Regions from separate parts of the Mus musculus genome. Here region 2 is linked to region 1. A link is a loop called in an ENCODE intact Hi-C map of the cell type or tissue named here. Cell type or tissue: gastrocnemius. All regions are shown on one strand.

Evidence for each region. Peaks named below come from ENCODE experiments on the same cell type or tissue, not always from the same donor. Only the 100,000 strongest peaks of a DNase experiment are listed, where the experiment ranks them.
Region 2: a loop joins it to region 1, with 3 times the contacts of the local background. A loop is called at or near these places in 6 of 42 quality-filtered maps.

Annotation. Positions count from the first base shown.
Region 1 is chr7:25,128,590-25,136,589 of GRCm38, forward strand. It overlaps Pou2f2 (POU domain, class 2, transcription factor 2), which reads right to left and starts at 3,871. Exons shown (of 15, transcript NM_001163554.1): 1 at 3,836-3,871. The coding sequence starts at 3,863. In gastrocnemius, a CTCF peak has its summit at 4,687 (motif pointing right); DNase peaks (open chromatin) are centred at 4,731 and 6,251; H3K4me3 peaks cover 595 bases.
Region 2 is chr7:25,330,720-25,338,719 of GRCm38, forward strand. It overlaps Megf8 (multiple EGF-like-domains 8), which reads left to right. Exons shown (of 41, transcript NM_001160400.1): 7 at 1-112; 8 at 295-417; 9 at 3,039-3,193; 10 at 3,410-3,529; 11 at 3,847-3,991; 12 at 4,073-4,236; 13 at 7,055-7,255; 14 at 7,640-7,840. Among named protein-coding and RNA genes, the nearest start is that of Megf8, 18 kb to the left of the region's middle. In gastrocnemius, a CTCF peak has its summit at 3,053 (motif pointing left); a DNase peak (open chromatin) is centred at 3,043.

The sequences.
Region 1 (8,000 bases):
CGGCCACCGATGCCGTGTTTTATGTGGTGTTGGGGTTCAAACCCCATGCTGGGCAAGAACCCCGACAGTCAAGCTCCATTGCCAGCCCTGGTTTTCACTTTTTACGTTCAGACAGGGTCTTGATAACTTGTCCAGGTTAGCCTTGAACCTGCAATCTCTTGGCCCCTGCCTCCTGGGTAGGTGTAGTGTGGCCTGGGCCGATAGTCCTGCCTGTTTTGTTTTGTTTTGTTTTGTTTTGAGCTGTGTGTTATTGTAGGTTTTCTTGTTTTGTTTTTTGAGAGAGAGGGTGGGGAGGGAGTGTTGAGGCAGGGTTTTTCTATGTAGCCTTGGCTGTCCTGGAACTCACTCCGTAGACCAAGCTGGCCTCAAAAGTGACATTCCCCTTGTATTAACCTGCTGAGCACTAGTAAACAAGAAGGAAGTATCACATGGTCAGAGCTCCATCTGTACTGTAAGCCAAATGATGTCAGGGCTCAGGGCATCAGCCATTGAAGGCTCTGTCTCTGCTTCAGTCCAGGGCTGAAACAGCCCGAGTCACAGCCATCAGCTGTGCAGAAATGCCGTTGCCACCACCACCCAGACACTGCTGTCAGTGTGTGACCCGGGCTTCCAGATTTATTAAAACATGTACTAGTGCATGGACATGTGCGTGTGCGTGCGTGCGTGCGTGCGTGTGTGTGTGTGTGTGTGTGTGTGTGTGTGTGTGTGTGTGTGTTTTATAGCTAGAACCCAGGGCTTTGTGCAGGCTCAGCAAGTGCTCTACCACAGAACCACACTCCCTTCCCTGAACACTCAGATTTTTAAAAGTCCCTCCAGGTTATTGATTTCAAGGAGCTCTAAAACCCTGGTGCCTCCCGAAGCCTCAATCACATGGAAAGGCTGGGTGGCTACTTATGGTGGCCCTTCCCTGTCACCCCAGGTCAAGTGTGACGTCTTGCAAGGAAAAGTACCAAGTTCTCTGGCCTTGTCCCTTAAATTCCACCACCTCAAGCCAGATCCACCCCAGGCTGCCCAAATTCTGAGTTCACCCTCAGTTGCCCCAAATGGGCCAGGCCGGGGACCCTGGGTCCCTCTGCACTCCCTGGCCCTCCCTCCCCTACTTTCACTTCTCCTCTGCATTTCCCCCAGCCAGTTTTTAGCAGGCTTAGTCTAGCTTCTCGTTAGTACTTACCGAAATCGGGGCTAAATATAGAGAACCGGAGGACTGCCCCTCACCCTCCCGGCCCCACTCGGGCTGTCCCCTGGGTCCTCTGCCTCCACAGCCGGCATCGAGTTTATGGCCTGGGAGCCCCCATGGGCAGGGTTGGGCGCTACCGGGAACCTCTGTGGACTCAGTTGGCCCTGCCCCTTGTCTCCTGAGGAGGGCCACCTCACACCTCCCAACCCTACAGCTGTCCCAGGTAACCTCAAGGGACCAAACAGTGCTGTGCTATCAGGACGGAGGGATGGAGGAGGGATGGAGATCCAGGTGATGGACACAGCAAGAGCAGTGGTATACACAGCTACAGCCAGCAATGCCAAACTCTGTGCATAGGTGTGCATAGATCCCAGGGAGGACTAAGTGCATGCCCAGGGCATCGCCCTTCACAGCCTCTGTTTGGAGCAAATGAATGTCTAGGGTAGATGCCATCCAAGGCAAGCCCCCACCAACACTGCACTGGAAGTCCTGCATGTGGCACAGGTTCAAGGCTTGGTCTACAACACCCTGGTTTTCCACCTGACAATTCTGCTGTCTATCCTATCCCCTAAGCAGCTATTCCTTAAGCCCATAGATGGAGGGGTTGGGGAAATGGCCAAACACCACGAGGGTCTGAGTTCAAGTCCCTAGATATCCATTTTCAAAAATGCAGGGATGTGAGTCTGTAACAGATAAGATGGCAAGACAAGAGGGGGAGTTGGCCAACCAACCAGCGTGTGTCAAGACAGAAGGCAAGGACTGACATCCTGAGGTTGACCTCTGACCTCCACACAGACTTGTCCACACTCACATTTGCATGTGCGCGCGCACACACACACACACACACACACACACACACAACCTATAGGGAGACACACACTCAGATGATGCCATAGGGTGGTGTATAAAAAAACCAACCCCATCCAGATACATGCATACACACATGCACTTACTCATATCCAGAGTGACACACACACATTCGCATATTCAAAGGCACAGGCAATCTGATATGCATACACCCGTGTCCAGAGTCAGTTCATTCTGAGAGGTAACCACGAAGACCTCTGAGACTCTCCAGGGTGGAGAGCCTGAGATCAGACGGTGAGTGATCTGCCCGAGGCCACACGATGTATTAATCACATCCTTACGATGGATTGATTCTTGCCAATGCTACACGGTGAAAACCCATAACAGTTCTCCTGGGTAGGACTTTTTCTTTTTTTTTTCACCCTACAGAAATCCCCAGTAAAAAGTCTAATGCTTTGTCCAGTGGCTACAAGTTCTCACTTGAAATGAGTCCATAGTGAAGCCGCTATATGTGTGCAGATGGCAGTCTGGACTTCATATGTACACTGAACAAGTAGATATGTGTACACCCACACGGCCACCTCAGTAAATAAATACCTGTCAATCCTCATCTTTCTACTGTCTACCACCATCATTTTTATATCCTAGCTCAGAGAACTCCTCCAGGAAGCCCTCCCTACTACCATGACAACAGAACTAGATAACTTCTGGACTCTATCATCTCTGCTCCACCCTCCACCCTCCAATCCCAGGTCTGATCACCACAGGATTGTCCTTTCCACTGAACTCGTGACTCCAGAAAAGCAGACCTGAAGCTGCCTAGCCCTGATATATCTTCAACACCAATATCCAACATAGAACGGCCCGGTAACCAGCGGTTGTTGAAGGGACTTGGCGATGCCCCCCACATACTGATGCATGTTGGACGGATGCACGCCAAGCCAACACTCACACCTACGGTCACCCAGGAGCTCGACGCACACTCGACCAAAGCTCCAGAAAAGCAGTCATGAAGTACTGATCCTTGGAATATCTCAGCACTGGTATTATCACCTTACACTTCCCAGTACTCTGCTGAGGTATGCTAAGTCTGCGCAGAGATGCATACCTTCTACGAAATGAGTCCCCAAGCGCAAATCACCTGATACGGTGCCTGCACCGTATCCAGCTCACCCAGGCAAGCATGTAGTAACTCAAAGACATAGAATGCATGCGCCACGGAGAAAGTCAGAGCAGGATAAGGAGACTGAGGGATATATAAGATTAGTGCCATTTTGCAGAATAAATGAAGTGGATCAAGAAGAAATCACTGCTACGGGCACACAGGAATGCCACGCACAGCAGCCCTCCCCCCTGCACACCCAGGAGAAATAGCAATAAGCACAGGACGCAGGACACCACACCCACACTCACACATATGCACACCTGCACCACACAAACGCAACTGCTTGGTCTTCCAAACCTGTTGCAGCCCTGTGTCTAAAGAATCGCCCACGCTGCCCAGCCCACCAGTTCCCCATATGAAGTCCAGCAAAAAACAAAACAAAACAAACAAACAAACAAACAAAAAACCACATGACCCTTCCTTTTTCCTGTTCCCTCAGTGGGGAGACAGACTGGAAGTATACCCCCCCACACACACACCCCATGCCTAATGCAAAACAGTATCAAAGAGGAGCTGAGGAGGGGGACTAGGTGAAGGAAGGAAAAGATGTTACTAAAGCACGGGGCCTCCCAAACAAGGGGGACAGCCGAAGAGGAGGTGCAGGAACCGTTGGCAGAGGTGGTCAGCAGAACGGCCCTAATATGCTATTTGTCCTCGCCACCCATGAGAAGGCATCAGCCTCTTACCTGGAGCCCCCATGCTGGAATGAACCATGCTGCCCGCCAGCCAGGGCTGGGGAACAACTGTGTCATCTCCCCGCCCTCTCTGGGGGCCAGCCCTCCCTGCCGGAAGTCACCCCGGGAGGAAACCACAGGGCCGGTCCGCCCCCTTCGGAAGGGAAAATACCCTGGCCCACAGGCCGACCCCAGCGGCCCAGGCGACCCCAGATCATGAGTGTATTTGAGTAGGGGCTTAGTCGGGTGGAAAGCGAGGACGCTGGAAGAACTGACTCTTGCTGGGGCCACACTAGGAGGTATCTATACAGTCCTTCTGCCCCCGCAGCACGGAGGGGTGGGGGCGAACACATCTGGAACAGGGCGTGTGGGGCTGTGAGAGAAGGTGAGGCTATACAATAACAATGGCAAACACAATTTGAGGTTTGTTCGAGGAGGGATCTCTCAGTGCCTAACCCTGCACCTCCCACGTAACAGGTGTCATAGTTTGACAGTATTTTGTGATTCGTCTTACAAACGACAAGACTGAAGATCAGAGAAGGGAGCAGTGGCTTTCTCAAGGATCCAGGGCCAAGATGCATCAAAGTAAAAAAAAAAAAAAAAAGGGGATGCTCAGGATGCTGTGGACAGACCAAGGCTTGCAACCTGTGCCACAGGTAAGGCATCCCGGGCCAATAGTGCCCATGAGCAGTGGCACAGTGGCAGTTAGGGCGAGGGGTGGAGGCCTAAGTCAGAGACAGCTAGAAGCCTGTCAGAGGGCAAACGCGTGCACCCGGGGCAGTGGAGCTGAGCTTGAGTCCTCAGGGTTCCTGTGGAGCGCTTTCAGCGAGCCGCTCCGCTCTCAGTCCTGCGGTTTTCCTGAAGCCCGCCAGAGGGCGGCAGCGTCCAGTCAATGGGCAGGAGGGCGGGGCCGGCTTCAGAGGAGGGAGCCCCGCCCTCCGCTCCATCCCGGCCCGCATCCTCCCCCGCCCCGCGCGCACACCTGCGAGGGTCACACAAAGGCGCAGGACTCGGGCGCACAGTAGCGCAGACAAAGGCAGGCGCGAGCCAACTGCCCTCTTCTCCCTCTCAGCTTCCTGGAGTCCGAGTTGCTGAGCTGCCTTGGCATCTCTTAAACAGTTCTCCTATCCACTAGGGCCATCCAGGACACTTTACACCCCAAGTGGAGGGTCCCCCAAACCACACGCGTGCACACATAGACGGCTGGATTCATCCTTCTACATACATGCATACACTGAAGTATTTCTTCTCAGACCAACCCTCCAGCATTTCACACGAATGCACACACAGAGATTCACTAGTGCACATCTCTACCATGGCCCCAATATCACCCCTCCCCGCAGACCAAGCTTCATCAGCTACATATGCTCTACTACTTCACCCAGACCCACAGGGCAGAGGGCACATCTACACATATGGCCAACGCAGGCCAGGTTACATGTGCCCACACTCCCATGTGCACAGCCATGAAGGACACAAAGAACTACATGGGTGCCCTCTGCCCCCAGCCCTGTGCAGGTGGACACCCCAAGACCTGGCAGATGGTCCTGACAGGAACGAACTCAGCTCTTAAGCTGCACACAGAGGGGACAGTTCCTGGGCATCTACACTCTATAATATCCCATTATCGGAAAGACCATTTCAGAGGGCATTTGCCGACCGCACAGCGGCTGGCGGCAGATTTTCTATACACGAGGGTCTTCCCAGCAGAAGTTGGGGGCAGTAAGGTAGCAGGTTTTTGTCTTGAAGCCTGATTTACCCAGTAAGCTCCATTTTCATTTAGGATTTATCTTTTGAGGGAGTGGTGGTACTTAGCACGATATGGAGGGATACAACCCAGACAAGGCCCCTCCCCCATAGTCTACCCTTTACCAATTCAACATCGTGCAGGCCAGAGACACATTCACCAGGCTGGGTCCCAGATGGTGATCTAGGAAAAGAAGGGACACCCATTTCCAGTGAGGCCCTCCTGGATCTTCAAGTGAGGCCAGAGTGGGAAGGCCTCGATGGTTCCCTAAGGATAAATTCTATTCCTATGGCCTTCCGTGCTGAAAGCTGTGTCTGAGTCTCTGGGCCTATGCAGGAGATGCTGAAGGAGGGGAGAAAGACAAAGGGGCAGAGTGTGGGGCACATGGCTTAGATGGTGAGGGGAACTGGCAGATTGGAATGGGATAGGTAGGGTGTGGAGAGCGGCTTCCCTGCCAAGGAAGGGGTCTGGACCCTCATAATGAGTAGGGTAGGTAGGGAATAGGCATTGGGGAGCAGTGGGGGCCACACTGAGGTGCAGGGAACCTGCGGGGAGGCAGCATAGAGGAGGCCAGGCTGGGCTCAAGGCTGAGCGGTAATTAAAGGAGACGCAGGGGGCTCCCCAGGGCCAGCGGGGCCGGTAACTGACACGCGGGCCCCATTGCTCCGCTCATATTTCTCGCCGGATCGATACGTTTGACTCCCGACAAGACAATAATCGCTTGTACGCGGCCGGCGAGTCGATCAAATACATTATTAGAGCGAGGTCCCCCGGGGGCCCGCTGGGGAGCCGTAGGGGGGAGCAGCCAGCCCACCGGGGACAGAAGAGTGAGATTCTTCACCCCTCAGGGCCCCCTGCCATGGCCTCTTCCTCCTGGCCACCCCTGGGGATCCTCTCCATGGCTCGGTTCCTCTCTCTCTCTCTCTCTCTCTCTCTCTCTCTCTCTCTCTCAGCTCCTTCTATCATTAACAATCTCATCACCTAGCCATGGCCTTATCCTTGGTCTGCGCAGGGACCCAAAAGATCTGTCCCCACAGGCGATGCTCTTATCAGTAGGACTGAGGCTAGCAGGTGTTCAGAGAGGCCCCTCAGACCCCTAGCCTGGTGGGAGATAATGAAATGGAGTCAGGCCAAGGAATTGGGAGTTGAGAGAGATGAACTTGGGCCTAAGAGTCAAGAGTAGCAATCTTCAATCCAGACTCCATTCCGGATGTAAACATGAGAGACTTCAGGAGAGCCCGGGTCAAGGGGCAGCCTCTGGGGCATTAAAGGACTTAGGGGCCTAAACAAACAGGAAAGCATATTGTTAGGGGTAGGTGGCAAACAAACTCACAGACACAGGGATATGGAGCTGCTCTCAGGACCCTAGGCTCTTTCCAGCCATACTCAACCTCAGCTCTGGGCTGTCTGTATCATGTGGCCATCTCTTGCCCACTCCCTTGGCATCTGGGCTCAAACCTAGCTCTTTTAATTGTAAAAATGTTTACTTTCTCTTATGTGTATGCGTGTTTTGTCTCCATGTCTGTCTATGCACCAAGTGTGTTCCTGGAGCCCACAGAGGTCAGAAGAGGGCACTGGAGTCCCTCGAATTGGAGTCACAGCCAGTTGTGAGCTGCCATGTGGGCGCTGGGAACTGAACCCAAGTCCTCTGCAAGAGCAGCCACTGCTCTTACCCACTGAGCCATCTTGCAGCCCCTTAGACATACCTCTTGTTTACACAGTTCTTCATCTCTTTGATGTGAGGCTCACTCAGGACTGCTTCCCCGATAGCCCCAAATCAATCATGTCATGGAGCTGGGCATGCTGTTCAGACAGAGCGCTTGCTAACATGGACAAACATCAGCAGTTCACAAAACTAGGCACAGTAGCACATACCTGTAACGCTGGCATTGGAGGGTGAAGACAGAAGGATCAGAGGCTCAGAGTCTACATAATAAGTTCAAGATTCGCCTGGGCAACATGTGACCCTATCTCCAAAAACAAGCTAACAGAAAAATCAAATTCTTTAAGGACTATCTACTGACTTAAGATTCAGCGGTGGTGGCAGCAGGAGCATTCCTGCCTGTTTTGGGCTATTTGAGCCAACGTGTTATTCCTAAATCTTTATGACCATCTGAGGATATGAGTTTGCTATCTCATTGTACTGAGGAATTAGGGCACAGAGAGGTAACATCAGCTGCTCTGAGTCACACAGCATGTGGCTAGTGGAGTGAGGATTCAAACCCAAGTCTCTCCTCTCTAGGGCTTGCTCTCTCCTGTGGGCTTCCTAGAGCTCCTGGGTTTTAGGGATTAGGAGTCAGCATTCACTCAACTGTGGGCCTCTTTGTTAAACTCTGAAATCTTTCCTGTTACCTGACAGCCAACAGGGTGTGATGCCCTCTGCCTTCTTGACCCTGGGATCCCCTCTGCTAAAGCCTACAGTTCTAAGAA
Region 2 (8,000 bases), 200 kb after region 1:
CACGTGGAACGGCGTGTGTGGACCACGCTGAAGGGCCGGGATGGGCTCCAGGGTCCACGGGAGAGAGCCTTCCACACTGCCAGTGTTCTAGGAAACTACATGGTGGTCTATGGTGAGGTGATTTCCCTAGATCCTGTCTGAATTCCAGGGGCCTGAGCCCACCCTGAGCTGAAACTGAGCCTGGACAACCCTACCTCCCCCAAGGCTTGCCTGAGCCCACCCAGAGATGAGACTCAGCCTGGGTCTCCTCCCTCTCCTGAGGCTTGCCAGCGGTGCCCTTTCCTCTTTTCCCAGGGGGCAATGTGCATACGCATTACCAGGAGGAAAAGTGTTACGAAGATGGCATCTTCTTCTACCACCTTGGCTGCCACCAGTGGGTGTCAGGGGCTGAGCTTGCCCCGCCAGGAACCCCTGAGGGTGAGTCTCCTCTGTTTTCCTGAGGGCTTTTGAAGATCTCTGAGTTTTAGCAGGAGATGCCTCAGTCATTACCTTGGTGGGCCAGGCATCCTGTTGGAATGACCTCTGGAGACAAGCCTCGGTGAGGACAAGGTGGGGGACCAGCAAGCAGATGTAGGGCACTGAACATGGGTTTTACTTTTTATTTTTAAATGCACATGTGTGTGAATGTGTGTGTGCGTGTGTGCATGTGTGCAGCGTGCACATGTGGGAGCCAGAGGACAACCTCAGGTATTAGCCTCAGGAATACTGTCCACCCTCTCTGAGTCAGGGCCTCTCACCAGCTAGGCTAGTCTGGCTGGCCAGTGAACCCAACGCTTCCCCTGGCCCCACGTCTCCAGTGCTGGGATTGCCTGGCATTCCTCTGACAGTGCTAGGTATGGAACTCCAGCCCTAATGCTGTGAGGTAAGCACTTTATCAACAGAGCCACCTTTGCAGCCCCAGAACCTTGGTTCTGTTGGAAGCTTGCCAGTTTGCAGCTGCCCTAAGAAGCAGTGACTTCATGGCATAGTGACAAGAGGTAGAACCAAGGGCTGGAGAGATGGCTCTGTGGTTAAGAGCACGGGCTGCTCTTCCAGAGGTCCTGAGTTCAATTCCCAGCAACCACCTGGTGGCTCACAACCATCTGAAATGGAGAGTCTCCTCCTTTGGCCTCTGCATGCGTACACGTGGCTGTATACAGCATATACCATACACCACACACATACAATAGTAAAGTAAATGAGAAAAGACTGCAATTTTTTTGACAGGCATGGTATACACACTATGTTCCCAAGACTATAAGCAGAAGCAGGATATAGAGTCTGCATCTAGACAGGACTATATGCAATGACTCTGTCTCAAAGCCCAACAAAAGGGCAGGAGCATGGCTTAGTGGTCAAGCCCTTGCTTATAATCTACCAGAGAGGGGCTGGGGGCGTGGCTCACTGGTGGCACTTGCCTGGCATGTGTAAGGCCTTGGACTAGATCTTTAGCATTGCAAAAATACATGCGTACATACACATGTACAAATTTCCAATTTCTTGGGCTAAGACCCATGTGCTTACAAAGTATAGGGGTCAGTAGGAAGTCAGAGAAGCCATGATTCACTTTTTATAACCAGAAAGGGGGGTTTCTTGGTTTGCTTTTAGTGAAAGTACCAGGCTGGGTTGGATCTAAGTACTTGGTATGGACAGCCTTGGCTACTTCTTTCCCCAGTTCCCATCTGGGCCCCTCCTACTTGTTTGTCACTTTCTGTTTGTCTTATTTTGTGTGTGCCTGTGCATGTAGGCCCAAGCCAGAGTGTGTGTGCCTGTGCACATGGGCCCAAGCCAGAGTGTGTGTGTCTGTGCACATGGGTACAAGCCAGAGTATGTGTGTCTGTGCACATGGGTACAAGCCAGAGTATGTGTGTCTGTGCACATGGGTACAAGCCAGAGTATGTGTGTCTGTGCACATGGGTACAAGCCAGAGTGTGTGTGTGCCTGTGCTCATGGGCCAAAGCCAGTGTGTGTGCTGTCTGTGCACATGGGTACAAGCCAGAGTATGTGTGCCTGTGCACATGGGTACAAGCCAGAGTATGTGTGTCTGTGCACATGGGTACAAGCCAGAGTGTGTGTGTGCCTGTGCACATGGGCCCAAGCCAGAGTGTGTGTGTGTGCCTGTGCACATGGGTACAAGCCAGAGTGTGTGTGTGCCTGTGCACATGGGCCCAAGCCAGAGTGTGTGTGTGCCTGTGCACAGGGGCCCAAGCCAGAGTGTGTGTGCCTGTGCACATGGACCCAAGCCAGAGAGTGTGTGTCTGTGCACATGGGCCCAAGCCAGAGTGTGTGTGCCTGTGCACATGGACCCAAGCCAGAGAGTGTGTGCCTGTGCACATGGGCCCAAGCCAGAGTGTGTGTGTGCCTGTGCACATGGACCCAAGCCAGAGAGTGTGTGTCTGTGCACATGGACCCAAGCCAGAGAGTGTGTGTCTGTGCACATGGGTACAAGCCAGAGAGTGTGGAGAGCCCAACAACCTGCAGGAGTCAGTTCTCTCCTTCTACCATGTGGATTCCAGGGATTGACCTTGGGCTGTCAGACTTGGTGGCAGGTGCTTTTGTATGACGGACCAGCTCGCTGGCCTATTGCTTACCTTTTATAGATGTCACCAACTACTGTTGAATCGTATCTACTCACTTCACATTCTCAGAGGGCCTGAATTTGAGACCAGCCTGTGGTTATAGATTGAGGTCCTCTCTCTCGCTCCTTTCCCCTCTCCTTAGCCCCCTTCCTCCCTCCCCTCCCACCTCTCTCTGGGATGGTTCAGTTTAAAGCAAAGAAACCAAGACTTGGCAAAGTTGAGTCTCCTGCCCAAAACCATACAGCAGCTCATAACTGATATATGATTTGAATCTGTGTCTGTCACAAAGATCATTTTGAGCAGGGGCACTGGGCCTCTGAGAGAATTGAGAAAATAACGCAAGCGCAGAGCCAGGCAGGCCAGTAGGATTTCCTTGGCTAGGTAGGAGCTAAAGCAGCAATAAGCCGGCTAGACTGGGGCAAGGGCAGGAGCCAGGAGGGCAGGAGCTGGGGAATGTCTGATGCTGTGACTGTCTTCTAGGTCGAGCGGCGCCTCCTAGTGGCCGTTACTCACATGTGGCAGCTGTTCTTGGTGGCAGTGTCCTGCTGGTGGCTGGGGGATATAGTGGCCGGCCTCGTGGGGACTTGATGGCCTACAAGGTGCCCCCCTTCGTGTTTCAGGCACCTGCCCTAGATGTGAGCATTGGGGTGATGGGGAGGGAGTGACTGTGGGTGGAGGCAGCAGTCTCTGCAAATGAGGGGTGCTTGGAGAGAAGTGGGCAGAGTACGAGGTTCTCCAGGCCTGAGGGAGGAGTGGGGTGGGGTTAACTGGAGCAGTCATGGGGAGCCAGCCTTGGCAGATACTCCAGGTCTTGAGAGCAGTGTCCTCTCCTGTGTTCCGTGTCTCTGCAGTACCACCTGGACTATTGTTCCATGTACACAGACCACAGTGTCTGCTCCCGAGACCCGGAATGCAGCTGGTGTCAGGGCGCTTGCCAAGCTGCGCCCCCTCCTGGGACTCCCTCAGGAGCTGTGAGTGGCTACCCCAGGCCATTCATCCATCCACTAGCACAGAGACCTGCCTTTAACTCCCCCTGCCTAAGTGGTCAGCTACCCAAGATCCTCATTCCTGCCTCCTGACTGTCCCCAACCCAGAGCCTGTACCTCTCCTAGCACCCGAGTTTAGGACCCTGTCCCTGCATCCCCGAACCCTTGTTCTTGAGTTCCTGTAGACCAACCCTGCTGTTTCCTGATGGCCACTAGGCTGCCTCTCCCCAGACCGTGTAGCCACAGCTCTTGTTGGATCTCCTGAGGCTCAGAGGACAGTGTATATTGTCTCTTCCTTACAGTGTCCAGCGGCCAGCTGCCTGGGCCTAGGCCGCCTGCTAAGTGACTGCCAAGCATGCCTGGCCTTCAGCAGCCCCACAGCTCCTCCCCGGGGACCTGGCGCCCTAGGTTGGTGTGTGCACAATGAGAGCTGCCTTCCTCGGCCTGGTGAGTGTCGAGCAGCCATGGGGGAGGGGCTCAGAATACCTCATACTGACCCTCCAGTCTCCCATACCCCTGTCCTCTCAGAGCAGGCCCGCTGCCGAGGGGAGCAGATCTCAGGCACCGTGGGCTGGTGGGGGCCAGCACCCGTCTTCGTCACTTCCCTGGAGGCTTGTGTCACCCAGAGCTTCCTCCCTGGCCTGCACCTGCTCACCTTCCAGCAGCCACCCAACGCCTCTCAGCCTGACAAGGTGGGGGCCAGATGGACCTGGGGATGGAGTGGACACTTAGAGACCTAGGGTTGCTTCTTTTCAAATGAGTCTTTCTTGGGGACAGTACTGGGATGGAACCCGGGGCTTTTGTGCATGTTTGTTCTCCCTGCCCCGAAGCCGAGCCGCACCCTAGCCCTCACTGGGAGTCTTCAGGCACGCTCAACTGCTGAGTTTTCTAACAGGGTTCTTTTACTTACTTTGAGACAGAGGTCTCCTAAGGTTGCCCATGCTTGTCTAGAACCCAGTCTATTCGAAACAGACCTCACAGTTATCTTTCTCCCTGGCCTCCCCGTGTAGGCAAAATGGTAATCCCATGCCATGAGGCCCTACAAAAGAATTTTTTTAAAATCTTGGTGAAATAACACATAAAATCAAAAGGTTGTAGAACAAGCTGGGCATAGTGGCACACACCTTTAATCACAACCCTTGGCAGTCAGAGGCAGGTGGATCTCTGTGAGTTTGAGGCCAGCCTGGTCTACACAGTGGGTTCCAAGACACCCAGAGCTATATAGACAAACCTTTTCTCAAAACAAAACAAAGTAGGACAATATTTTTGCCATTTCTAAATCAAGTCTAGATTTATTTACCAATTGCCCCCATCTTCCTCTTCCCTGAACTTGGCCACGGATTTTGCAGCTGTGGGCATTTGATGGCGTCAGGACATCTGCCTACGATGTCCAGCTTCTTTGACTTAGTACAGTGTCTTCAGGGCTTCTTCGTGCTGTGCATTTGGAAATAGACTTCAAGCTGGATGTGGTAGAACACCTCTGTGATCCCAGCGCTCGGGACGCTAGGGCAGGAGAGGAGACTCTTGAAATCCAAGTTACCCTGTACCAGAGTGAGACTCCGTCTCAGAAACAAAACAAAAAGTCCAAAGAGCTTCATTGCACCACGGTGGAGAAGGCATGGCGGCTGGAGTGTAAGGCAGCCAGGAAGCAGAGAGGTGAATCCTGGTGCTCAGCTTGCTTTCCTGGCTTTATGCTGGTACCACTCACATTTCCACCTCGGCTCACTCAGTCGAGTGATTCCCTCACATACCTGCTCATACGTATCTTGTCAGGTGGACAGTCAAGTTCATGGGCACAGTAAACTTGGCAACCCTCCTGCCTCCTCCTCCCCCTGGCCCCTTCAGTACTGGTATTGACGGCATGTGTACCATGCCTAGTCTACTCTTTCTCCATATATCCAAGCATGCTTCTGGGTGACAGAATGTAGGAAGCGCTTTTGCTGGTATTGTTTTTGAGACTGGTGCTGATAGCCTAGGCTCAAGTGATCCTCTCTTGTCTGCCTCCTGGGTAACTGATACTGTGCCCCTCTTGTCTCTCTGAAACAAATTTTCTCAGAGTCGAGGCAGGCCTCGAACTTGCTATGCAGCCGAGACTGGCCCTAAATTCCTGATGTGCCTCTTTTCTTTTCTTTTCTTTTCTTTTCTTTTCTTTTCTTTTCTTTTCTTTCCTTTCCTTTCCTTTCCTTTCCTTTCCTTTCCTTTCCTTTCCTTTCCTTTCCTTTCCTTTCCTTTCCTTTTCCTTCCTTCCTTCCTTCCTTCCTTCCTTCCTTTCTTTCTTTCTTTCTTTCTTTCTTTCTTTCTTTCTTTCTTTCTTTCTTTCTTTCTTTCTTTCTTTCTTTTTCGAGACAGGGTTTCTCTGTGTAGCCCTGGCTGTCCTGGAACTCACTCTGTAGACCAGGCTGGCCTCGAACTCAGAAATCCACCTGCCTCTGCCTCCCAAGTGCTGGGATTAAAGGCGTGTGCCACCACGCCCGGCTGACGTGTCTTTTTCTATCTCCTGAGTTACAAGCCTCTGCGCCTGTACCATCCTGCCCTTCTTATTTTGAACAGTTATATAACACTTCATTTACGCTTAAATGTTATACTGCTGCGCATTTATTTAGATACTTATTTTTGGAGATAAGGTTTGGCAGTGTAGCCCAGGCTGGCCTCAACCCTTGCATAAACTTCCCAAGTGTTAGGTTCTTATTTTGAAACAGGGTCTCCCAAGGGTCAGCAAATCTCGGTCCCGTAAGTTACACAAATAGTGTCCAGTGAGGAATCCTCAGGCTGGTCTGTTTGTTACTCCAGAGTCACACTCTGGCAAGCAAGTCAGTCTTGTGCTGTGTGGTCATTGGGAATCATGGTCCTAGCTTTGGAAGGGCATGCTGGGAAAGAAGGGAGCTGCGGACAAAGATGCCAAAGGCTCCAGTCTTCAAGCTTGAAAGACATTAAGACGTTGTTGGTTGCTTTTTTTTTTTTTTTTTGTAGTCCTACCTGTCCTGGAACTCCTCTTATAGATAGACCAGGCTGGCCTCGAACTCACAGCTAACTGCCTCCTTCTCACATGCCAGTGTTAAGGGAGTGTGCTACCATACCTGGCTAGTTTTGAAGCATTTACATGTATTATTACTGTGTGTGTACGTGTAGGTCAGAGGACAGCACTGTGGAACTGACTGACTTCTTCTGGTTGTGGAGGCTCTGGGTCTGCACTCAGGTCTCCAGGCCCACGTGGCAAGCTCCTTTGCCCCTGAGGCATCTTGCTGGCCCCTCGGTCCTTTGAGTTTTACCTGAAGATGAGGTTGGGTTGGGCCCAAGGTAGAACCTGTTTATATTCTCTGAATTTGGTCCCTAGAGGGAAGATGGGCAAGTTGACTTAATTCAGTCCCATCTCAACGTCTCAGTCGGTGAAGGTGGTTTGGCCGTCTTGTCTCTTGTGGTTCTGACGTGACCTGAGGGGTGTGTACTTAGGGACAGTCCATCCACAAGCAGAGAGGGACTTAACATACATCCCACCTCTGGGTGGTACAGGTCTCCATTGTCCGAAGTACAACTATCACCTTGACACCCAGCCCGGAGACAGATGTGTCCCTAGTCTACCGAGGCTTCATCCACCCCCTGCTGCCAGGAGGACCAGGCGGCCCTGGGGCTGAAGATGTGGCTGTGTGGGCTCGGGCCCAGCGTCTCCATGTCCTGGCCCGGATGGCCAGAGGCCCTGACACTGAGAACATGGTGAGGGATTCTAGAACATTCTGGGGTGATTTTTGGTAAATATGGGAGTGAGTGTAATTCAGGGCATCTGTGGTGACTTCAGGGTTCTGGGGGACAGTGGGGAGCATTCAGACATGGGGCCTATCCTTAAAGGAAGAAGGGGCTGTGGGGTTTCAGCTATGAGCAGACGTGGGAGGAATTGTGGGTAGGGTGAAAAAGGTTTGAGTGACAAGTGCGATTTCCCTGAGGAGAGGGGTCATGGGGAGGGGAGGCAGCTTCCCAAAGTCTAGGAACCCTTGAGGCCCTCTTCCTCCTGGGAGGAACTGGGGTTCTTGGAGGGATTGGGAGACCAAAGAAGGAAAGTAGAGAGTTCCGAGGTCTTCTATGTTGCTCACTGCACTGCAGGAGGAGGTGGGACGCTGGGTGGCTCAGCAGGAGAAGGAGACACGGCGTCTGCAGCGCCCTGGCTCTGATCGCCTCTTCCCATTGCCGGGGAGAGGCAACAAGTACGCGGTGGAGATCCGAGGCCAGCTCAACGGCTCGGCAGGCCCTGGGCATAGTGAGCTCACCCTCCTGTGGGATCGGACTGGAGTGCCGGGTGGCAGTGTGAGTGTCTAGCCTCCAACTCTGTTCCTAGGCTTTGGCCTCAGATCCTCTCAGCTTCCCAAGTTCCAAGCACAACAAAATTTTAAGTCACTTGATTCTGACTTCAGCCTTGGACCTCACTTTTAACCCACCAAACTCTTAACATTTGACACCAGGCCCT